3 separate regions of the Mus musculus genome follow, and all the other regions are linked to region 1. A link is a loop called in an ENCODE intact Hi-C map of the cell type or tissue named here. Cell type or tissue: left cerebral cortex. All regions are shown on one strand.

Region 1 (8,000 bases):
GTCTGCACTCAGACAATCGTTTCCTTACAACAGTAGCTGTTCGGCTACTGGGAAGTCCCTGGGGCCTGGGACTTAGCATTTAGTTTCTCCTTCTGACTAAATGGAGTCTGAAAATGAAATGAATTTAGAATAAGTTTTTTTTTTGCTTGTTCCATATATATATTCAGGTAAAATATACACATTAAATAAAAATAAATACGTTTTTAAAATACTTGCTGGGCTGGAGAGATGGCTCAGCAGTTAAGAATGGACATTGCAGCTAACCATGGTGCCACATACATATAATTCTAGAGGCAGACAGATCTCTGAGTTTGAGGCCAGCCTGATCTATACACCAAGTTCCATAACAGCAGGAGAGACACAGTGAGAACCTGTCTCAAAAGAAAAACTAAAACCAATAACAAAACAACCTCCCCAAATTTCACCCCATAGTTGGTTGAAGTATGGATATGAGACCTATAGATTTGGAGGACCATATTAAAAATGATGGAGAAACAGAGTGGGAGGATACAACCATGATCAGAAAGTAGATTCCTCCACTTAATATATGGCTCTCAAGTTGCCATTTCTACCTTAGCTTTGACAATTGGAGAACTGTCATGTATTCTTGGTTCTAAAGCACACTATTTCCCATTCTAATGCATCCTGAGATTCTGATGAACAGCATGGGTGAAGTGAGTGAGAAATCCTTCCAGATACTAGGGCAATGTGGTTGGGTGTCAGGGTGGCCTAGGACATACAGCAAAAATAGCTGCGGCAGATAGATTCGGGAAGTAGGGAAAATGACAGTTGTCATTTCCTGGTCCCTTTGATGCCCTCCTCCTAGACACGTGTAGTGGTTGAAGGCACAAGTCTTATTTGTGCCCTGCAGCTTGGCACAACGACAGGAAGTAATGTAGACAGGTCCACCCCCTCCCTTCCGTGCCTGAGTCAGTTCCAGATCCTGACTCATGCCTCCATTGACTCAAGTCATGGTGACAAATTGGAAGAGAGAGGCCATGCCAGGTGCAGAGAACAAAAGAGGCCAACACTTTCCTGAGCAGAAGAAGAGGGACAGGAATGAGTCAGGGTGGCTCCACTTCTCACCCCCACTCCTCCAACATCTTGCTGCCAGGTCCTCTCTGACGCCAGGCCAACCAGGCATGTGGGGTGGGGGAAAAGGACAAGTTTGTTCGGCAGTTTTGACAGACATAGACCTCAGTCCGTCTGCAACCAGAGCTGTGCATCGAGAATACAAGAGATAGGACACTCTTTCCATCACCCTTTCAGTCCAAAGGACCAAGATAGAATGCTCCTCCACATTTGGGTGAAAGATGCCGAAACTTCCTCCTCTTACATGGTGTTGTCTGCTGAGGTTTCCCTTCTGTGCCTCTGTGGGGGGGGGGGGGTAGGGGGTGGGAGTGGGGGGAGCAGTGCGAAAGCAGATTCCTTCCCTGGTCCAGTGCCCTCACCCACATAGAGTCAAGTGATCAAATAGAAAGGACTAGCTTAGGAAATCCCTGGAAGTGGTTGGTGCTTGTTTAGTTGGGGAGGAGGTGTTACACATGCACATGTGTGTGATATGCACTCTCAGTATGGCCCAGATTGTCTCGAGGAACTCATCCTACTGAGTAGCTGGGACTACAGGTAGTGCAACCATGCTTGCCACAGTGCCAGTTTAGTGTCTTTTTTTTTTCACAACGATGTATTGGGCACCAAATTGTGCCTAGCCCATATCATCTGGGTCTCTTTAAGTTCCATCTATCACGCCAAAAGCCTTGATGCATAGGTGCTCTGAAGCTCCCTAGTAGGAATCACAGACTTGGAGTGGAAATCTGCCTCGTTTGTCTGATACATTTGTATGGTGTGTGTGTGTGTGTGTGTGTGTGTGTGTGTAGTTTCTAGGAACCTGTAAACTGGAGTCTAAATGTCTGGCTTCTAGTGCCAGGTGTGAATAGACTTGGCCAATTTATTAGACTGAGAAATTCTTAGCTTTTTTTTTTTTCTTTTGAGACAAGGTTTCTCTGTGTAGCTCTGGCTGTCCTGGAACTCACTCTGTAGACCAGGCTGGCCTCAAACTCATAAATCCGCCTGCCTCTGCCTCCCAAAGGCTGGGATTAAAGGCATGCACCACCACTGCCCCGCAATTCTTAGCTTTTTTTTTTTTTTTCAGCAGAGAAATATTAATAGGAGATCAGGAGGCCTAGGATTTTTAGATTTGAGAAGGGGCTAAAAGATGAGCGTTGTTGGTCAAAAGATGGAATGCCTGGGTAGAAGTAGAAAGGAAACAGATGTGTCTCTCTGACAGCTGAGGTTTAATGGGGAACCCTAATGTTTTCCTCAAATCCTGCCCCTATAACAACCAAGTTGCAGCTTGTATCTCTTCTTTTGTAAACAAAGGGAGGATCATACTTCATTTGAATATCAGTTCATCTACACTCAACCAATTTCAAAATATGGGAAAGTACTTCCACATCTACAAAAGGTTTTTGTTTTTTGTTTTTTGTTTTTGTTTTTTAGTTTGAATTTTTTTTTTGTCTTCTCTTTTCATTATTATTTGATTTTTGAGACAGGGTCACTGTAGCTTAGGTCAGCCTAGAACTCACTATACTACATATAGCCCAGCCTGGCCAGGAATTTGTGATCTTCCTGCCTTAGTCTCTCCTGTTACAGGATTAGATTTAAATTAATCTTTCTGTGTTGTGTCAGTAATATTTTTGATGGTTTCATAACATTTTAGAGAAACCATCTATAGGTTTCCTTAATTTCTTAGTCCACACTTTCCCATACAATATTTGAATTCAAATGTTTCCTCTTACAGAAAATACAAGTACCTTTAAACATATACCTTTCAATTAATATCTATCATCTATCTACTTATATTGATTAAGAGAGGATGAGGATGGAAAAGAAGATGGGGAAGATACTAAGAGGTGGGAAATGGAACAGATGATTAGTCCACGTAGCAAACCTAGATCCTGATGATGGCGCTTAGGCAGGCAGAACTGTAGCCACCACTGCAATGCGCGGTAGGGAGGCAGCCCCTCCCTGGGACTGCGGACTGCGTGGGGACGCCATCATGCTGCAGACCTTGGCCTTGGCCTCAGGCGGTCTCTGGCACCCCCTGGCGTTCATGCTACAACCATCAGTTCTGGTTTTCTCTCCCCGCCCCCCTTCTCCACTTTGCATCTCCTGGGCTTTCTCCTGGCCGTTCCCTCCCCTGCCTCGTCGAGCCCTCCCTCGTGTTAATTTCAGAGTCATCTCCCGCGGGCACTCTTGCAGAACTAGCTGGTGTTGCTAGGCCTAGAGAGAATAGGCAGACAGAAGAGCCCGGAATGGCTGGCCAGCAGGGCTCATGATACAAGCCCCTGTGGGTACTGCGGCCGTGGGAGTTAATCTCGACCTGCCGCAGCCCCTGGAAATCTCCGGACTGAAGCCTCTGCAATGAAGCAGTACCTTCTGCTTTCTGGCTCTAAGAGGAGCTGCCAAAAAGAACAGAACAATTTTGGGTTGGTGATTGTGGCGCTTGAAGAGTCATGGACTCCATTCGCCTAGCTGCAGGCAGAGGAATTGGGATGTGAGGGAGGTCCAGAACACTCTGGGCTCAGGGATTTGCCAGTCCTAGGTTCATGTCCCAATAAATGCCTAGATGGCATCTCAGATGGCAAGACAATGTTTTTAAGAGCCAGCAGAGGGAGTTGTTGGTGCTAGGAACCAGCCTCCTCCCCAAGTCCTTTTCAACCAGATAATACCCCTCCCTATTCATCCATTTTGCATCCCCTTTCCTCTTTTTCTCAAGTCCAACCCTGTTTAGTTCTGGGTTTTACTCTGCACACACATGCACACGCACACACACACACACACACACACACACACACACACACACACACACACACACACTGCCCCCGGTGCTGCACAAATCCGCTAGGAAATCACTCCAAGTGGGAAACAGTTAACATTTCATCATCCAGCAAATCATGCTTTGCCACGCCTCTGCTTGCCTCTGTTTGCTTGGACCAGACAGACTATCTCTGCTGCCACCCTGGGGCCAAAGACTGTATGACCTGACCCAAACCCCACAGGACGGATTTCCAGGCAAGAGACATGACCCTCAGTAGACAAAAGTGAAGGTTGATTCCAGAAAGCACCGAGCTGCTGCTTGCTCTAGGGACCCTACAGATGTAAACAGTAGGGCCACTTCACCTGTGCGGCTACCGAGAGGAGGGAAAGGAACCTATTAACACCGAGGCTAGGGGTTCCAGCTAAGACACTGAGTCACTGGGACATTTTAGGTCTCAGGACGTGGATACTTGATTGGAGCTCACAAAAACTTGGGATCCACACATATTTTCCCATTTCTATCAACTGGGCTAGCTAGGTCATCTTCATTTATCTGTCTACACAATCATATGTGTCGATTTCCTTGACCACTGAGATGCAAAGGGGTATAAGAAGAGCTCTGGGGAGGAAGACAGGGCCACATCACATTCAAGTGCAGTTAGGGACCGCAGAAGACCTGTTGTAAGTCTGGGGATAGAAAAGGGGGTGCAACCTTTCTTGCACTTTATAAAGGGCCATGGCTAACACCCTTTAGCCAAGAGTAGTTAACACAAGGAAAGCATATGTGCGCGCACACACACGCACACACACACAAATATGTCTTCTCACAGTTTTACTTGATACAGTGTTACTGGGGAAATGCGGACTCCCATTTGGATTCTTAATAAAAAGAATTTCAGCCAAGGCTACACAGAGAAACCCTGTCTCAAACAAACAAACAAACAAACACAACAAACAACAACAAAAAGAATTTTAAATCAGACTGAGAATGAAGCTGAAGGACTATTTTATAGAATTTAAAAGAAAAACAACAGAACAGGTGAGCTGTAATCTTGCCAGCTGCCGAGTGAAGGGAGAGTTAGTTATACTCCTCCTCCCTCCCTCCCTCCCTCCCTCCCTCCCTCCCTCCCTCCCTCCCTCTCTCCCTCCCTTCCTTCTTCCTTCCATCTTCTTTTCATTTCTTTTAGGGCTTTGGTTTGGTTTGGAAACCTTGTGTCTCCTCCCCACTATTATCACTATGCATCTCATTGTGCCCGCTATGTCAATTTGGTGGTTGGCACATAACTAGAGTATGGTCAAGTAGGTTAATGTAAATGAAGAAAATATCTAATAAAAAAAAGAAAGGTTAGATTCCTTAGCATTATTTTTAGTTCTGAAACAACCTAATGTCTTATTTACCAATTCCTTCTCTGTCCAAAACTTTCCCTCTTTTGTAAAATAGCAATTTTATTCATTATTAAATGATTTTTTAATTCTCATTTTTAAAAAAGTAGGTTGCAATAACCTCTCCTGCCACAGACAGGATGTCTCTGACACCTACAGATTGGTAGATCTCTTATGAGTTTGAGTGAGTGTCAAAGACACTATATATAGTATAGGCGCTAATCTCAAGTGCAGGAAGTAATAATCTCAGAGATATGTGATAAAAGGTTAATCATCTCTGGTTTTGGCCAATGGCAAGCTCGACTTATTACTAAATGGCCAATTATGGAGTGGGAATGATAGCTCAGGGTTTAAGAGGACTGGCATTTCTTCCAGAGGATTCAGGTTTGTTTCCCAGCACACATAGCATACAACCCTCTGTAACTCCAACTTTTGGCCTCCATGAGCACTTGGCACAGAGGTAGTACACATGTATACACGGAAGCAAAACATTTACAGGGTTCTACAACCACTACTTAGTTCTTTAACATTTTTTTTTTGTCTTTTCGAGACAGGGTTTCTCTGTATAGCTCTGGCTGTCCTAGAACCCACTTTGTAGACCAGGCTGGCCTCGAACTCAGAAATCCACCTGCCTCTGCCTCCCCAAGTGCTGGGATTAAAAGAGTGCACTACCATGCCCAGCTCTTAACATTTATTTTATATTTGACTACACCATGAAGAGTGAGCACTAGTCCTGCTAAAGTACAGATGAAACAAAAACAAACAAACGAACAAGCCGGGCGTGGTGGCGCACGCCTTTAGTCCCAGCACTCGGGAGGCAGAGGCAGGTGGATTTCTGAGTTCGAGGCCAGCCTGGTCTACAAAGTGAGTTCCAGGACAGCCAGGGCTACACAGAGAAACCCTGTCTCAAAAAACTGAAAAAAAAAAAACCAAACAAATAAAAAACTACTTTAAAAAATAATACATTCTGAAAAAAAGAAAGTCAGTTTCGTTGTAACAAAATACATAACTTCCTACAGTGTAGTAGTTACAGTCTTAGGTAATTATCCTAGAAATGAATACCCCCAGTCACATTGAAAACTTTACTGGAACGATCATAGCAACTTTATTAATAACAAAAGTGGAAGCATCTTGTCTTCCATAGTCACATGAGTGGGTAAGCCATGGTGTATCCTACCATGAAATGGCACCCAGTGATAAAAAGGAACAGTCAGGCATAGTAGCACACATCTGCAATCCCAGCCAGCAGTCAACAGGTGAAGGCAATAGTTCAAGGTCATCTTTGGGTACTACTATAGAGTTGTTCACTAGAGTTCAAAGCCAGCCTAAGCTAAATAAGAATCAGTCTTTTTTTAAAGGAAATTAATTATAGGTAAGAAAATATTGATACAATGGAATAACTTAGATGAATTTTCAAGGCTTTAAACTGAAAGACTCCGAGAGGAGCCCCTCGCTCAGGCCTTGGGACAATAGCAGACACCCAAGAACTCACGAGAGACCAAGCTTGATATAAACCACATGAGGCTTTATTGGGGAAAGCCAGAGCTCTGGGGGCGACTCATATCCCATGCAGGGGTAGAGGAGTCAACCCCAAGGGGAAAGGGGTCCCAGTTTTTATAGGCCCTCAGGGGGGAAAAGAGAAGGGGGGAGAGTAGGGGATTTCCAGATCTAAACAATGTCTATTCTCAAGAAATGGGTATGGGAGGGGTACAAGGAAAGAGTCTGGTGTAGGTGAAGCAACTCCAGATTGGCCCGGCTGTGGTTGCTGGGGAGATTTTCCAACTCTTCCCCAGCAACCAATATCACAAACACCTACCAGTGAACTTCAGCAGTGGGCACACACCTGGGTTCAAGGAACGGTCAGAACATTGGCAGACACATGGGTTCTAGGAGTGGCCAGAGCATTGTGCACCTCTATTTTTCCAAATCAGTGAAGCTAGTTCTGCTAACACTGATGTCTATCTTGCCAATTTCAGGGCTTCTGTGACCTTTTACATTCTGTCAGGATCTTTCAAAACTAAGTGGAAAAAGCCAAATCTGGATGAGCACACATGTGGCCAGGCCTAGTGGTCCATACCTCTAATCCTAGCACTTGGGATGTGGAAGGCCAGATGAGTTCTAGTTTGAGCCTAGGCTACACAACTAGATCTAAGGCAGCCTGGGCTACATGGTATCCTCTCTGCCCAAACAAAATAATGTATCATATATTTTTTTTGCTTTGTTTTGTTTTGTTTTGTTTTGTTTTTTTCGAGACAGGGTTTCTTGTAGCCCTGGATGGCTGGTCTCAAACTCAGAAACCCACCTGCCTCGGCCTCCCAAGTCCTGGGATTAAAGGTGTGTGCCACCACTGCCCGGCTTATATTTCTATTTATATAGCAGTCTTTTAATGACAGAATTTGAGGGATAGAGCAGATTAGTGCCAGATCTTGAGGACACAGATGGGAAGTACATAAAGGTCATGACTGTGGTCCTGAGTCAGGGCAGTAGAAGAGCCCTTTGGGGCTGAGCTGTTACATCGGAGTGCATCTCTAGCAGATGTGATCAGTGGAGGAAATCTGGTGAAGGCCATGAAACCCTTTTCTATGTCGTTACAGCTGCATGTTAACCACATCCTTAAAGTCAAAGTTTAATTTTATCAGGTATGTTGGCACTTGCCTATGATCTCAGCTACTTTGAAAGTTGATGAGTTTGAACCTATGAGGCCAGCTCTCTAAAGAACAAATTTTAAAATTATGACAAGTGATATCAGAGGCCACCAGCAGGATGGTCATCTATGTAGTTCGCTCATGGCATATAGT
Region 2 (8,000 bases), 130 kb after region 1:
AGAATAAATTATATAGCGGGACTAGAAAACTAGTGTAATATCCATAACTTAACTCACATTAACTCTCTCTCTCTCTCTCTCTCCCCTTTCCTATCAACTTTTCTAGGATGTGCCTTTTGGTAGCCCTTTGCAAGTACTGTTCACTGTACATGGAGCTCCTTTCCTCTTTGAGCAGTCGTCCTCTAAAAACGACGAAGAGGACCCACTGAAAAGTCCTTTGCGTTATGAAGCCTTCCTGAATCTGAATACGTACTCTTCTCTGTTCCTTGATCCCCCAATTTTTCTAACCTGGGATTGTTCCTGTACGGTTTAAGCGTTTAAATTTTTTTCTTTTTGATGAGCATATATTAATTATACATAGTGGGTTTCTATTATTTATACATAATGGGTTTCATTATAACATTTCTTTTTCTTTCTTTTTTTTTTTGTTTTTGTTTTTTTCGAGACAGGGTTTCTCTGTGTAGTCCTGGCTGTCCTGGAACTCACTTTGTAGACCAGGCTGGCCTCGAACTCAGAAATCAACTTGTGTCTGTCTCCCAAGTGCTGGGATTAAAGGCGTGCGCCATCATTATACCATTTCTAATATAATGACTTTGATTAAATTTCCCTCCATTAACCTATCCCGTTCCCCTCCCTTCCCACTGATTATCTTCCTCTTCCCAACTAGGCTTCTTTGTATATTATGACTTTTTTGTGATCCAATGAATTTTAGTAGAGTTGCTTACAAGGCCATGGTGAAGGTTTGTTTTCAGGAACATGGACCCTGCATCACTGAAGTAACCATTAAAGGCCTTTAGATCCACAGGAAAGGATGAGGCCACATGAATCTTCTCTCTCTCTCTCTCTCTCTCTCTCTCTCTCTCTCTTTTTGCCATTGTTGCTGCTGCATTGTGATAGGGTATTATGTAGTTCAAGCTGTCCTCAAGTTCCTGATGCTATTGTTTCCATTTCCCAAGTGCTGAGATTACACACACCCCAGCAAACAAGGCAGCTACTTCTTTCTGTAGTGCTAGAGATCAAATCCAGGGACTTATGCATGTTAAGTACAAGATTTATCACAGAGCTTCACCCGGAACCCATGCCTTTTAATTTCTTTTTATTTTTATTGGATATTTTATATATTTACACTTCAAATGTTATCCCCATTTCCAGTTTTCCCTCTGGGAACCCCCATCCCATCCTCCCTCCCCCTGCTTCTATGAGGGTGCTTCCCCACCCCCCACCCCGCCTCTCCACCCTACACTGGGACATTGAGCCTTCTCAGGACCAAGGGTCTCTCCTCCCATTGATGCCCGACAAGGCCATCCTTTGCTACATATGTAGCTGGAACCATGGGTCCCTCCATGTGTACTCTTTGGTTGGTGGTTTAGTCCCTGGGAGCTCTGGGGGGGTCTGGTTGGTTGATACTGTTGTTCTTCCTATGGGGCTGCAAACCCCTTCAGCTCCTTCAGTCCTTTCTCTAGCTCCTCCATTGAGAACCCTGTGCTCAATCCAATGGTTGGCTATGAGCCTTTTTAAAAACAAGTATGTATTTACTCTTTATGTGAAGCACTGCTCTAAGCAGAAAGCCATCTTGCCTACTGCACAATCAACCTAAACTGTTAGACTTTTATGGTTTAAATCCTGGATCTGCTAGTTATTAGCTGTGGGATTTTGGCCAATTCATTATACTTATTTTGTATTACAAATCTTCTCATCTGTGAAACAGGGATAGTAATATACTTATCTATAGAGACCATGTATCATTATTATTATGTGAATTTTAAATTTAACATGCTTGGGTTATAAACTTTACATAAATATTTTCTAATTTGTTCACAAATCTTTTTTTCTGCTATTCCTTAATCCAAAACAGTCTAAGAACGAAGGCTTCTTTTTAGTTCTTTTGGCAACAAAACATGATTGGAAAGAAAGCAAGGCCCATTCTGGTTTTTATTGATCTTTGCTTAGTATGACTGTTCATACATTTTGGTGCAGCGATCTAAAAGCAGCTGGTGACAGAGCTGGTTGAAGGTGTTATGTAACATGTCATATGTGCACCATGCTACCTTTCTAAACTGAAAAATTCACAATTCTGAAATATAACTGGTCTATGGGGTTTTAGATAAAGGCATGGGCTGTTATTTTTATAGGCACTGACTCACTTATCTCTCATCCCAACTCAGAAAAATAGGCATTTTTTTCCTTTTGGAAAGGAGATATTCTTATTACAATATCACTAATTTTACACAAGGGAAAAGATGTCCAAGTGACTTCACTGTTGTGACAGTTCCTGCATTTGACCCAAGTATCACCCTTCAGGGGTCTAAGTGGTTTTGTTATTTATTTATTTTTAGAGACAGGGTCTAGATAGCCCAGGAAAGCCTCAAACTTGCCATCCAGCTGAGGATGACCTTGAACTCCTGTTTTACCTGCTTCCACTTCCCTAGTACTGAGATACTTGGCATGGGTCACCATGACCAGTTTCAGGAGTCTGAGCATTTAACCACCTGCATCAGATCCTTTGTGTATATATTATGGCTTCCAATTTAGTGTTTTATGGGATTCCCTAGTGTTCAAATGAATGGGTCTGTTTCTTGGGCCTTCTCTTGGGCTCTTTTTCTTTTCTTTTATTATATTTTATTATTATCTCTTAGAAGCCTGTTCTGTTCCTTTCCTTTCTTTCCTTCCTGTTTTTATTTTGAGACAGGGTCTGTATAGTACTGGATGTCCTGAAACTAGCAAGATGGCCTTGGCCTCAGCGATCCACCTGCCTCTGCCTCCTGAGATTTGGGATTAAAGGCACTTGCTACCACTGCCTGGCTTTTTGTTGTTGTTTTTTTGAGACAGGGCCTCTTGGCTGCCCTGGATTAAAGGCCTGTACCACACCATGACTACCCTGCTGCCTGTTTGTTTTCTAATGGGAGGGGAGGTGGGAAAGAACTGGGAGGAATACAGATGGGGGCAAACTGTAAGATATCTATAGGTAGATATCTATACCTATAGATATCTTACAGTTTATGGGGATAGAGAGAAATCTATGTTCAATAAAAAAAGCAAAACAAATTATCACCTCATTAGAAGGATGTTCACTGTTCACCTGTTATCCTACCATTACCCTTTCCTATAACCAAACTGGAACTAACACTGAACCTGCTTAAGTCCCTGCAAGGATGGGACTTAATCAACCAGCTGTCCACCTGGCTCGGATTGTTGGATTAAGGATTAAGAATAAACCTTTTAAGGTTTTGAAGAACCTATGATTTAGATTTATAGCTTTATTCTTTAATCTGCATGAAATTATAGTATGATCCTCATATGTCTGAGCCAGTTCAAGGTTCTTTTAGCAGAAACAGTGTTAGGCAGCTGTCCAAATTAGAGTGCCGAGGGACAGTGGATCAGAGTCCCGCCCCCGCCCCCCCCAGCTCTAAGGGACTAAATATTCCCAACACCAGATTCTTTCAGAGGCCTATAGAGTGCAGTGTGACCCCTAGTGGCAAAAACAGGCAATTTCACCGCCTCCTCTGAGCTATGCCAGAACCCAGCAGCTGAGTGAAATCTGATCAACTACTAGCTTATCAAAGAGACAGGCTGAATTTGATTGCTGCTTTTTTTTTTTCCCACACAGGCCTTACCAGGAATCCTAGTTACCTGCCCTTCCCAGAAGGCTTTCTTTCCACTCCTCACCTCATTCTCTGGGTGCCTTAAAACAGCTTAGGACACAACAGACAGGAGCCCTTGCATATTATAATCCACACATTCATAGGGCAGTAAGAAATGTCTCAAAAAAAAGGAAGAAAACAAAATAATAATACCCTCCAAAAGGTGGACTGTATTATGCTTCCCATTTTGCAGACAAGTGAGTGAAGTGTGGAGAAAGATGTTAAGTAACCTGCCTAAGGTCTCACCCTTGGAGGAGCTGCTGGATGCTGGCAGTCAAACTGAGCACCCCTAGCCAATCAAGGCCAGTTCTCAAAGAAAACATAAACAGGCAAGATCCCAGAGTGACAAGTAGGACACTTCCCTGAAGAAGCGATGTTTGGTGGAGGGGAGGTAGCAAGTCATATTGATGTCCATGGGAAGGATAATTCTGATAAAGAGAAAAGCATATATAAAAGCTCTAAAGTGTCTACCTGAGGCCATAATGTTTCTTGCCAGGTAGAGTTTTTCCTCTGCACGATCCAATGCATGGAGTAACTTGTTTGTTCTTGCAAAGTTGTTCTGTGCTGATCTTCACAGCCTCATACTCTGCCCTGTTCTGCCTGTGTGACTTTGAGCAAGTTGTTCAACCTCTCTATGCCTTGTTCTATATCTGTAAAATAGGGTATCTTACTCTCAAATCAAAAAATACTTTTTAAAAATGAGGACTCAATGTGTCTCTATATATGTAAAGTACTTAGAAAACTGTCTGTAGCACATGCTAGAAATGCAATAAACATTAGCCCTTAGGTTGTATGGCATCCTTCTCCCTCCCCCTTAACTTTCTGTACGACTTCACCATCTGGCTTCCATAATTTCTATGACCTTGACTTCTATCCCTCCCTCTCAACTTGTTTCCAGTCACACTGGCTTTTGAACATGGTAGCCATAATCTGGGCTTCAGGGTCTTTGCATTGAGTGTTCTTTCTGGTACATTCTTCCTTTACACAATATGGCTTACTCCTTTGTTTCTTTCAGGCCTTAACTTATGAGTCACATTTCCAAGTGTAGCATGCCTTGTCTCTAAGAGTTCAAATACCTTGATACTCTAGTCCTATTTGCCCCACTTCATGTCTGTTCCTTAGCCTTTGTATAATGTGGTATTTCATTTTACCTATCTATACAGTCTGTCTCCCTCACTTTTAGTAATGCCTGCCTGCTTTCTATGTACAGGGATTTCTGCCTGTTTTGCTTCTCTATATCTCCAGCATCTACAATAAGTGCCTGGTACTCACTAGGTGCTTAGTAAATAGCTGTTAAATATTTAAAAAGTCGTAACTGACATCTTAATTAATTCCTACATTCCCTTTTTTATCTGCACTCCCCTTGGTGATGTCTGGGATACAATTTTCATTGTCAGTTTTGTGACAGCATCTCACTCTGTAGTTCAGGTTGGTCTGGAATTCGCTATGTCACCCAGGCTAGTTTTTATTTCCTGTAAATTCTCTCTTGGTCTTCCATGCTGGAAATATATAGCCGTGAGCCATCATTCATCGTCTAGATACTACACCCCCCAAGTTAATTTGTGCAGCAGATTATTCCAAGCACCTACTGTACAGAGGTATATTTTTACATGAAGGGCAGATAAAGCCTGTAAGTTCCCATAGGATGTTTATTCTGAGGAGGATAGACAGATATCTATTTATATAAGCTATATAGCATGTCTAACCATGACAGAGTATAAAGGGCCAAAGCAAGCAGGAAAGAGATCTGAACCCTGCTCGGTATACAAAATCAGATAGTCAAAGAGAGGTGGGTGTTGACTACTTTGATACAAAAAATGATATTTGAAACCTTTTTATGTATATACCTTTATACATTATATCCCAAGCACCAGTGTGACAAATACATGTTTTACTAAAATTACACTACCCAAGATGCAAAGACATGAAAGCACTCTCTGAAACATCTTTTCTATTTGTGCCTTTTCATATCACCAACATCACATTTCCTTTACGCTCATTTTATTCACAAATCAAATGACATTCTTACAAATATCTTTAGTGTGTTCCCTGCACAGGGTAGTGAAAAAATTCCTTTGGGTATGGCAAGTGTACAGTACCTTGAAAGTTACCATACAGAGATGTGGGAGTAGTGTTAATGGAGAAAGAAGAGCTAATGCAAAGGCCCTGAGGCTGGCCTGTACCGGCTGTTTTTGAGAAGCAGTGAGGTTAGCATGGCTATAGCATGGATCTGAAATGTGGAGATGAAAGAGATAAGGTCAGTGAGGTGACTTGTTTAACCCACACATTTTTTTCACACTGGAAAGGCTATAGTTCTGACTCCCCCATTTTAGCCCAGTACAGGAAGAAAGTAGTTAAGTCATTCATGTAAAGTCACACCACTGCTAGGACTTGAGCTGATGGGTCCTGAGAACAGAGTAGAATGGAGACAGCTCTGTTGTCAGAAAGAACAGCAGAAACAAAAGCTGGGTGATTGAAACTAATTTGGCTGTTAAGGAATGTGCCCTCATATGGGATGCAATGAGGTGAGAGAGGGGCATGTCAAAAGTGTTCCCCTATCTAAGTAGTTATTGGGCCATCTGTGAACCCACATGCCCTAGTTTTCTCAGTTATCTGTCTCACAGGGCTATGATGAAGACTGGAGACTATAAGCAAGCTGGAGACTATAGAATACTGCCTGGTACACAGCAAGTGTAAAGTATAAAGTTAGATCCGACTGTCATTAGCAATAGTACCACTACTATAGTTGAGAACTATAGCAAAGTAAAATGCCTAGTGGCTAAGAGTGTTTATGAGGGCTGGGCAGTGGTGGCACACGCCTTTAATCCCAGCGCTTGGGTGGCAGAGGCAGGCGGATTTCTGAGTTCGAGGCCAGCTTGGTCTACAGAGTGAGTTCCAGGACAGCCAGGGCTATACAGAGAAACCCTGTCTTGAAAAAAAAACAAAAAACAAAAACAAAACAAAAAACAAACAAACAAAAAGAGAGTTTATGAGGAACATGGCATATATTAAAAGTCCCTGGGTTTTACAAGTACACAGGACTTCCTAGGAGATGGGGGCAGAGAAGACTGACCCAATACATAGGAGGAGGAGGAGGGAAATAAAGTACAAAGCCTATCTATCCCCTTTGGGGAGGGATTGCAAGCTCTGAGGATTTGAGAGACTGTAAACACTGGGGTGGCAGAAGGCTTCTGAACAGACTCATTCATTACAAAAGTGAGATGTGGTTTAAGCTGATACCTATACAACCGCAGAGAAGAAAAGCCATCACATAATAATTAATTAAAGTGAAGGATAGGACAAGGCCATAGACTGGGCTGTTGAAAATGAAAATAAAAATTGCAAAGCACCAAACTGACCCACTGTTAAAAGGAAGCAGCTCAAAGACTGGAGTCTACAAATAAGGGAGAAAAGTTAGGGCGGTGATAACTAGAGGAATATGAATGCAAGCATGCAAACTAATTCACAGTAAGATGGGGGCAATGGGAGGAGGTGGATAAAGTCATGGGCTTATGCACTGGGGACTCAAGGGGGGCAATAATGTAAACTTAGGTGGACTCACTGTTGAACAAACAATGGGGTGTCTTAAGTGGGAACAGTGCCACAGATTGATTCACTACAATAAACATGAGGGGTTCAGTAAACAAAGCCACAGAAGGTTCCCCTTAAATTTGAGGCTAGGGGAAATGGAAACACTTTAGACACAGCTACGACTAAAGGGGGACTGGACAATGCAACAGACTGGTTTCCAATAAGTGGGGGTTGGGGAGGGCAAGACCACGGACGAGTCCATTAAGTTGGGGTGGGGAAAATCATAAGCTCACAGACAGATCCATTATACAGACAGCAGGATGTTAGCCCACGTTCAGATCTACTATAAAGGGCAAAAGGAGCAGGCAATGCACACACAGGGGCAATCAGTTGATGGTAGTGGAGCCAAATACCAGCAGGCTGGGCCAAACCACATCCCTTGCGCGGGGGTGAGGATACGTGGGGTCATGGACAGGGTCCTCCACCTTGTGGGCCTGGGCTCACCTGCGAGTGGCGCGGCGGTGGCAGTGGCAGCTCCGGGGGGCGGGGGCTCCATACGAGGCCCCACCGCCCCCCAGGCCCCGGTTCCAAGGCGGCGGCGGTGGTGGCGGCGACAGCAGAAGCAGCAACCAGAAGCCGCCCCTGCGTTTCCCCACCGCTCACGTGGGCTCTCATGGGAGGAGCCAAGCGTCCTCCTGCTTGCTGATTGGACAAAATGCCAAGGATCCTAAGCACAGGGGCCTGGGTGGTGGAGGAATACTAACAGAGCTGTAACACAATTGGCTTAAAAGGGATTGATGGACTGCGGGTGGCCAACTGAATCTATAG
Region 3 (8,000 bases), 490 kb after region 1:
AAGGCAAGGAGATAGCTGAGTTCAAGGTCATTCTGGGACAAAACAAGTTCCAGATCCAGGTGTGGTGGTACACATCTTTAATCTGGACCACACTTTCTGCTGAAGACCTACATAAGGACATTGGAAGAAGGAGGATTCACGGTTCTCTGTTTGCATTTACTTGCCAGCACATTTGTTGGAATCTACTTCTATAGAAGACCAGCTGAAACAACTAGCCCTGTGAGACTGAGCAAGTACTGGATTTATTATTATTATATGTAAGTACACTGTAGCTGTCTTCAGACACAACAGACAAGAGCATCTGATCTCACTACAGATGGTTTGAGTCACCTCATGGTTTCTGGGATTTGAACTCAGGACCTCCAGAAAAGCAGTCAGTGCTCTTAACCACTGAGCCATCTCTCCAGCTCTCCTTCTGGCCCTGCTTGCTCAAAGCTGTCTTCAGACACCTCAGAAGAGGGCATCAGATCTCATTAAGGATGGTTGTGAGCCACCATGTGGTTGCTGGGATTTGAAGTCGGGACCTTCAGAAGAGCAGCCACTGCTCTTAAGAACTGAGCCATCATTCCAGCCCTAGATTCTTGAACTGTCAATTCACAGCTGACCATTGTTGGGTTAGTTGGACTACAGACTGTATGTCATCACAATTAATTCCCTCAATATAGAAAGACATTCTATACATACTGTGACTCTAGAGAATCCTGACTAATATAGTAAGGTCCCTGTATTCATGCTTGGTTTTGTTCCCTTGCTTCTATATATCCCTCTTTTCCTGGAATCAGACACTGTCTGTGAGATACTGGCCTTTGTACATGGGCTTGGGGATCTCCAGAAATATCAAGATTATACTTATTTCTTAGTCATATCTTGGTAGAGTAGGAGGAAGTTGTACTCAGCCCAAGGACCAGTTTCTCCTGAAGACTTTATGTGTATTGTTTCTTTTGACTCTTGTTTCTAGTTTTGCAGTTCCCAATTTAGTTTTCCTGTATGGTCCTGAGGCCATGATACCTGGTTATGTCCTTGTGTTAGAGTGATGTGGAGGAATCTGTGGGTTCTATAACAGACAGTGTCCATAAAATAAGGCACCATGGTCCATCTCTGTCCAGAGTTGTTGAGGACTGGTTTAAGCCACTTTGGAATCTATTAACACATTTTCCTCTCTCGTTTTCTATGTCTATCTATCTATCTATCTATCTATCTATCTATCTATCTATCTATCTATCTATCTATCATCTATCTATCTATCTTTCAGCATCAAAGAAAAGTAGAGGTAGAGACCCTCACAAAAGGGTCCCTTTGCATTCTTGGAACAATACTGCCATCAAGTGGAACTGCTTTCCTGCTCCTGCTGACAACCAAGTGTGCTGACAACCAAGCAGGACTGAGGGTAGAGTGAAGAATGCATAGGGACTCTGGTCCAAAATGGGAAGGAAAGGGAACGCCACTGAGCCCAGTTCTGGTGACTGGTGAGAGCATCACCATTGCCAGCACCTGAGATTCACGATGACCCAGGGCAATCACCACATCAACATAAGAAACACAGGCTTGGATATCCTGTGGCAGCCATGTTTATCAGTGTGGGGAGAAGGTTTCTGCCCTGGAGTCAGCATGTGCGGAGGACAGGTGTTAACCACCTGCCTTTGACTCCTTCATATCCACTTAGCATCGAGGAACAGAGTCTGTTGACTAACATACAGATATACATATAGTTTCCCACTGTCGAGTCATGGCAAAGTCAACATATAGCTATAACAGGGTCCCTGGGTTGAATCATTTTGTTTTGTGAACCCTAACCTGTAATTACCCCTATTTCCTGGAGTCAGATCCTGCCCTTGGGCTTCTGGTCTCCATTCACAGGCAGGTGTGTGCAGTGGTCCTCAGAAATACCACCAAGAGGTCTTTTAAATGTCTCTCCATCCTTCATTCTTTTCTTTCTTCCTCCCTCCCTCCCTCCAAGTCTGCCTTCTTCCCTTCCTCCTCTCCTTCCTCCCACACACCCTACTTGCTATTCTAGCATTCTCAGCCTCTTTCTTTCTGTTTTGTTTTCTCCATGTTTCTCCTTGTTTTCCATCTTTTCTGTATTTTGACTTTCTTCCTGTTCCCTTTGTTCTTTTGCTGTCTGTAGGAATTCTGTGGGTAGATTTCAGTGTCCAGTACCTATAAGCTAGGTGTTGGCCAAGAAAACATGATCCTTAGGACAATCCAAGGGTATGGGGCAGGACTGCAAGTGTGAGTTGCAGGTGGGGCGTTCTTAATGTTTGAGCCAACTGGGCATGTAAGTGAAAAGAGCAGAGGGTAGTGTTCTTCCTTAGGGCAATTCTCAGACAAGTTAGGAAAGTAGATGAGAGATAAGACCTGTGTTATATGGGCTGGTTTTACCACCAATGCCTCATTGACCAAGCCCACTAGCTGCAAAATGGACTTACCAGCAGGTCACCCCTCTTTCAGGCTTCTCTTTCTTAGGCCAACTTGCTAACAGTGCTAGAGAATATCCAGGATCAAGGTCAAGAAGGTGCCCCCACATGTGATGGTTGCCTAAAGTGGAAGGCTGCTCTGTCATCAACCAGAGGAATGGTGGATACAGCCAGGACCATCTTTAGTAAGTAGTGAAGGATGACTCTGGTTATTCTCAACTTGAAAGTGAGCTGGTATGGGTGTTTGTATGTCAGTGGGTATATTCTGAAGGTGTCTTCTGCAGAGGAAGGAAGGCCATAGAAGGTCCCCATAATGTGCATGGCAAAGCATCTCACCTCTGGAAGGCATGGCAGGCAGACCTTAGTTCAGTTGATCTAAAGTTAAGCCCATCGGGGACTCTGACGTTGAACCCCTTAGAGACCCAGCCCTCAGCTACAGCACAGATGGGCATATCAGCAGCACTGGGATCATAGAGTTGTGGCATCTGCTCTTTTGGGGGGGGTGTTGTCTTTGCTTATGACATGGTGGCTGGGACCCTTGTCTGGAAGGTTTGTGGATAGAATCCAGAAACCAGTCCATAGGTGTTTGGCCACCGGCCAGTGAGAAATCACAACAAGCAAAACCTGGGGAGTTTAATCAACAACAAAAGTCTTCCTTTGTCCAGAGCTTTGCAGAGATGGAGAGTGTAAATGTACTGGCAGGGTTGTCTTCAGGAGAAAGGGGAAGAGTTCTTTTTGTCTATGCATTACAGTCTCAAGGATGAGGTAGTAGGCCATTGAGGGTTTAGTTTCGAACTTTCCATGGGTCACAGTGTTGAGGATACTGTACCCATGTGCCAAAACAGAGTGCTTCAGGCTGAACTCATGGTGCTATATTTTGTCCCAGGAGAAGTCTCTGACTAGAAGTTTGTTTCCGTGGCTTCTCCTGACTCTTGCATCTAGGGAGAGGATCCCAATTAAGTTTTCCTGATTGGCCTTTATGCCTTGAGACTGGGCTCTGCCTTTCTTGGGGAGTGTCTTAATATACTGAGACAGAGATATCTATGGTTTCTAGACCTATAACATAAGATACTGTACATAAATAGGGCCAAGTCATGGCTAAAATATATTGGATTCCAGTGTTAAGTTTACCTTTTTCAATTGTTTTCCCTCCAAGAATGGCAGATAAAATGAACCGGGAAGGGTATCTTGGCATTCCTGATACTACACTGCCATCCAGTGGAACTGCTTTGCTGTTCCAACCAACACCTCCATGCCTTTCTTCAGCAGGTCTGGGACTGAGTGAAGGATGCTTGGGGATTCTGGTTCAAATACTGAATCAGTGGACAACCAGTGAACAAGTGAAGATAGCTTTAGCTAACTGGCCTCTTCTGACGTTAGCCAGGGTTTGGTTTCCTAGTTATAAATACAGCTACTACAGAATATGGGCTTTGTGATCTCACAGGAGCCATGTTTGAAACAGTGATGAGGAACACTGTACTAGATTCAACTGGGGGTGAAGATATGTGGGTAACTTGCTTTTGTCAAGGTTAGGAGTCTCCCCAATTGCCTTGGACCTGTTTTAAGGCACCTATCTGCATCTATACCACATTTCTTAGAATCACCCAGCACGCATGGGATTCTGGACTCTGTTTATGAGCTTCAGGGTCTCCAGAAATGCCACCTAGAGTCCGTTAGTTTCTTCATCATACTCTCTACTCCACTCTCCCTCCTTCCTCCCTTCTTCCTTCCTTTCTTCCCTACATCTTTTAATTCCCTCTGTTCCTTCCATGCTTAGATGCTCAGCCTGTTGTGGATGCTTTGTTTTCTCCCCCTTGTCTTCTGTATTTCCTGTCTTTGGATTCCTTTTCATTCCCTTCACTCTTCTGCTGTCCTTCAGGAGTTTTGCTGGAAGAGCTCTGTCTTGAAACTGGAAGCCAAGGTTCAACAACAAAATCAGGTCCCAGGCACAACCCACTGGCCTGGAAATTAACTGTAAAGGTGAGACATAGGCAGGACAATTTCTAGCCATGCCACAACAAAGCTTCACCTTCAAATCAGGTGGATAGTAGGCATAAGAGAGACAGCCACGCCAACTTGTCTAGGATGTACAATGTAATCATGCTTGCAACTAGACACCATGATGCACAGAGGACAACCTGCACATGGGAGGTTGCAGAAAAGACATCCTCAGAAAGTGATGATTGACAATGAACTTGTGAGGTAATAGGTGGGATGGTTAATAATGGTGAGACCATGGTTGTGGCAAGATGGTTCCAAAGGGATAGTTTGTAGCCTCTGCAATGGCCTGGCAGGCAGGCAGCCCCTGGGATGGAATCAGGATTCTTCGTTTGATGTTTTTATGCCCCATGACCAGGATCCTCCAGAGCATTAGCTTTCAGCAAAGGAAAAAAAAAGAACCTCCATTCCCAAACTCATCCACAATGAGGTAATGAACCAGAATATCCACTTGAAATCAAAGCCAGGGCCATGGACTCCTTAAGTTGAGATGTTTAGATGAAAAGAACAAAGTTTTTGGTTGGCAGCTACACTCTCTTATCTGCTAACAGTGCTAACAGTGGCTCATGGATCCAAAGACCTCATATTGGAGATTTCATTATATATAGTCCACATAGTCTTCTGTGCAACTTGGAACCTTTCCGTGTCAGGTAAACATCTATTCCTGTTCCTAGGCTCTGTGTGGAAAGATGACCATGCTTCCCTTGTGCCAACTGCCCATTTTCTTCTCTGTCCTATGATTCTCCCTGTCAGGAGACTCCTGAGTGCATGGGGGGAGGAGAGGGCAGCTAACCTTGAATCTGACTTTCAGAGTATCACAGTAATGGGGCATCTGCACAACCAGGGAAGTTCTGTATACATATCATGATGCTAGCTGAGGATTTTGTGAACATGTGCTAGTTAGTGTGTTCCTCCTGGGGTATGGGCGATGGGAGTGTGTTGACCCTGATTCCAGTTTCTCCCTAAAGTTTCATCTCTGTGGCTTCTAACAATATTTGCATCCAGTGGTGCATTTTCAATTTAGTTTTCCCATATGGTATTTATATCTTCAGGGTAAAAATCTGGCCCTGTGGTAGAATGACTAAAAATACTTGAACTGAGGAACTGAGTTTGATACACACACACACACACACACACACACACACACACACACACACACTCAAGAACCAGTAGTGTCCATTCAAAAAGATGCCAAGTCACATCATTTCTCCCCACCCCCAGCCCCCAAAAAAATCCAGGATTGGACTCAGCCACATTGTAGTCTTGTGGCAAATTGTTGGCCTGTTTTTTTCCCGAGTGGGGCAGAGGAGGAGAGATCCTTGGATAAGGGTCCCTTGATGTTCATGGAGCAATACCGCCATCAAGCAGAATTCTTTTCCTGTTTCTGAGAACACCTAAGTGTGCTGTTTCAGATGGTTTGGGGATGAGGAAGTGTGGATACAGGGTCACTCTGGTCCCAACATTGAAATGAAGGAGTCTTTAGCCAGCCTCACAGTACTGTGGCATTTCAGGGTCTAGGTTACCTGTTGGTGCACTCTCTTGCCAGTCCCTGAGGCATGCCTTGTCCCAGGGCAAAATCTACAGCACCACAGTAAATACAAGCTTAGATTTCCTGTGTCAGCCACGTTTGCCTGGGTGTGGAGAAGTTTTTGACCAAGAGTCAGCTGCCTTGAAGGACTTGTGGAAAACTGACTTTTGTCTCCATCATGTCCTCCTACCACCATCAAGAAGCAGAGACAGCCCAAGTAGCTATGAGCACAACAGGGACCCTGGATTCATTATTGCTTTTTTAACCCTCATCTATACCCATCCCCATTTCTTGGACTCAGACACTGCTTTTGGAATTTGGAGCTCTCTTCATGGGTTTGTGATTCCTAGAAATTCCACAAATACTTTACAAATCTGTCCATCTTTCTTTCCCTTTTTCCTCCCTGTACTGGCTGGTTTTGTGTGTCAACTTGACACAGGCTGGAGTGATCACAGAGAAAGGAGCTTCAGTTGGGAAAGTGCCTCCATGAGATCCAGCTATGGGGCATTTTCTCAATTAGTGATCAAGCAGGGAGGGCCCCTTGTGGGTGGGACCATCTCTGGGCTGGTAGTCTTGGATTCTATAAGAAAGCAAGCTGAGCAAGCCAGTAAGAAACATCCCTCCATGGCTTCTGCATCAGCTCCTGCTTTCTGACCTGTTTGAGTTCCAGTCCTGAGTTCCTTTGGTGATGAACAGCAGTATAGAAGTGTAAGCTGAATAAATCCTTTCCTCCCCAACATGCTTCTTGGTCATGATGTTTGTGCTGGAATAGAAACCCTGACTAAGACGCTCCCTTAGCCCATCCTTCTACATCTCTTCATTCTGAGGCATTGGGCTTTATCACTTCTTCCCTCCATCCCATGCTCCTAACCCCATTCTGTGCTTATAGTATACTTGTGTTATTAAAGAGAAGTTTGTGTGTGTGTGTGTGTGTGTGTGAGAGAGAGAGAGAGAGAGAGAGAGAGAGAGAGAGAGACAGAGAGACAGAGACAGAGACAGAGACAGAGACAGACAGATATAGAAAGACAGAGACAAAGACACAAATAGAAAGGACATTGCTTCTCCCGATGTCTATTCTGACTTCATCCTTCTCCATATGTTCAGATCCTTAGGAGAAAACAAGATGAAGTATTAAATTTCTCTTGATTTTGGCAACATGAGATGAAGACAGACAGGTCAAGGAAAGGGTGTTGGTATGATGGTGTGATACTGGCATCCTGGCAAGAGACAGAGGACTGGGTCCTCTGTTGTGTCTCTAGATGTCTATGTAGATACCACCAGAGAACCCTTTTGGTTCTACTGTAGATAGAGTTATCCATACTTGGCAGCATGCACACAGTAAAGAAAGACCTAGGTACAAGAGGGACTCTGTCTTTGGAGAAAGAAAGTACTGTCAAATATCTTGACTTTCAGTGGTGAGTAGGGTAGAGCAACTGGTTCACAGACAATGTGGTCATAATGTTTTTTGGGAATAGTTAAAGGGTTGTTTTAAAGACACAGCCATGAACATGATGGACTTGTACCCTTGGAGATGGGCTAACAGTTCTTTGACATACTCCTCAGTTGAGGGTTCTAGAAGCCTAATGTTTCATCAGAGGCTGAGGTGACTCAACACAAAAACTCATTTGAGCATTACAATATGGCTGAAAGGTACAATTGGATGTATAGACAAGTTATGGAATGCACAGGTTTGGTTCCCGGGACATGAAGGAAGGAATAATTACTCTATAGTATTGGTATATGTAAATGGAACACTGGGGTCTCTGGTTCTCCATTCTCTGGCTTTCCAGTTGGGAATTTGAAGATTTCCATGTGGCCAGAGGAACTGGTTTCAGGGAAGGAGATTTTGGCAAGTCTTGCAAGGTCGCACAATCTCAGGTCCTTGAAGTTCAGTCATGCAGATGTTCATGTTCAGTGCCTTCTGAATCTGCTGAGCAGCAAGTCTGTCTACTGCTAAGGCTACTGGAACTTTTATGAAAAATTCGGACATAAAACAACATATTAGAGAATTTTTTAGATATGAAGCTGTTAAAGGCATGATTATTTACATTCTGCTGCAT

What was found. Peaks named below come from ENCODE experiments on the same cell type or tissue, not always from the same donor. Only the 100,000 strongest peaks of a DNase experiment are listed, where the experiment ranks them.
Region 2: a loop joins it to region 1, with 3 times the contacts of the local background. A loop is called at or near these places in 12 of 42 quality-filtered maps.
Region 3: it touches region 1 in a loop (5-fold over the local background); 2 of 42 quality-filtered maps call a loop at or near these places.

The regions. Positions count from the first base shown.
Region 1 is chrX:20,816,245-20,824,244 of GRCm38, forward strand. It overlaps a transcript of Araf not described here. Among named protein-coding and RNA genes, the nearest start is that of Gm26065, 20 kb to the left of the region's middle. In left cerebral cortex, CTCF peaks have their summits at 3,089 (motif pointing left) and 3,999 (motif pointing left); DNase peaks (open chromatin) are centred at 944, 3,112, 3,627 and 3,963; H3K4me3 peaks cover 926 bases; H3K27ac peaks cover 969 bases.
Region 2 is chrX:20,942,764-20,950,763 of GRCm38, forward strand. Elk1 (ELK1, member of ETS oncogene family) reads right to left here and starts at 7,845. Exons shown (of 6, transcript NM_007922.5): 1 at 7,677-7,845. In left cerebral cortex, a CTCF peak has its summit at 3,479 (motif pointing left); DNase peaks (open chromatin) are centred at 2,045, 3,479 and 7,961; H3K4me3 peaks cover 1,365 bases; H3K27ac peaks cover 567 bases.
Region 3 is chrX:21,304,820-21,312,819 of GRCm38, forward strand. It overlaps Gm6938 (predicted gene 6938), which reads right to left. Exons shown (of 3, transcript NR_033482.1): 3 at 7,391-7,908. Among named protein-coding and RNA genes, the nearest start is that of Gm6938, 26 kb to the right of the region's middle. In left cerebral cortex, CTCF peaks have their summits at 1,349 (motif pointing left) and 3,653 (motif pointing left); a DNase peak (open chromatin) is centred at 3,642.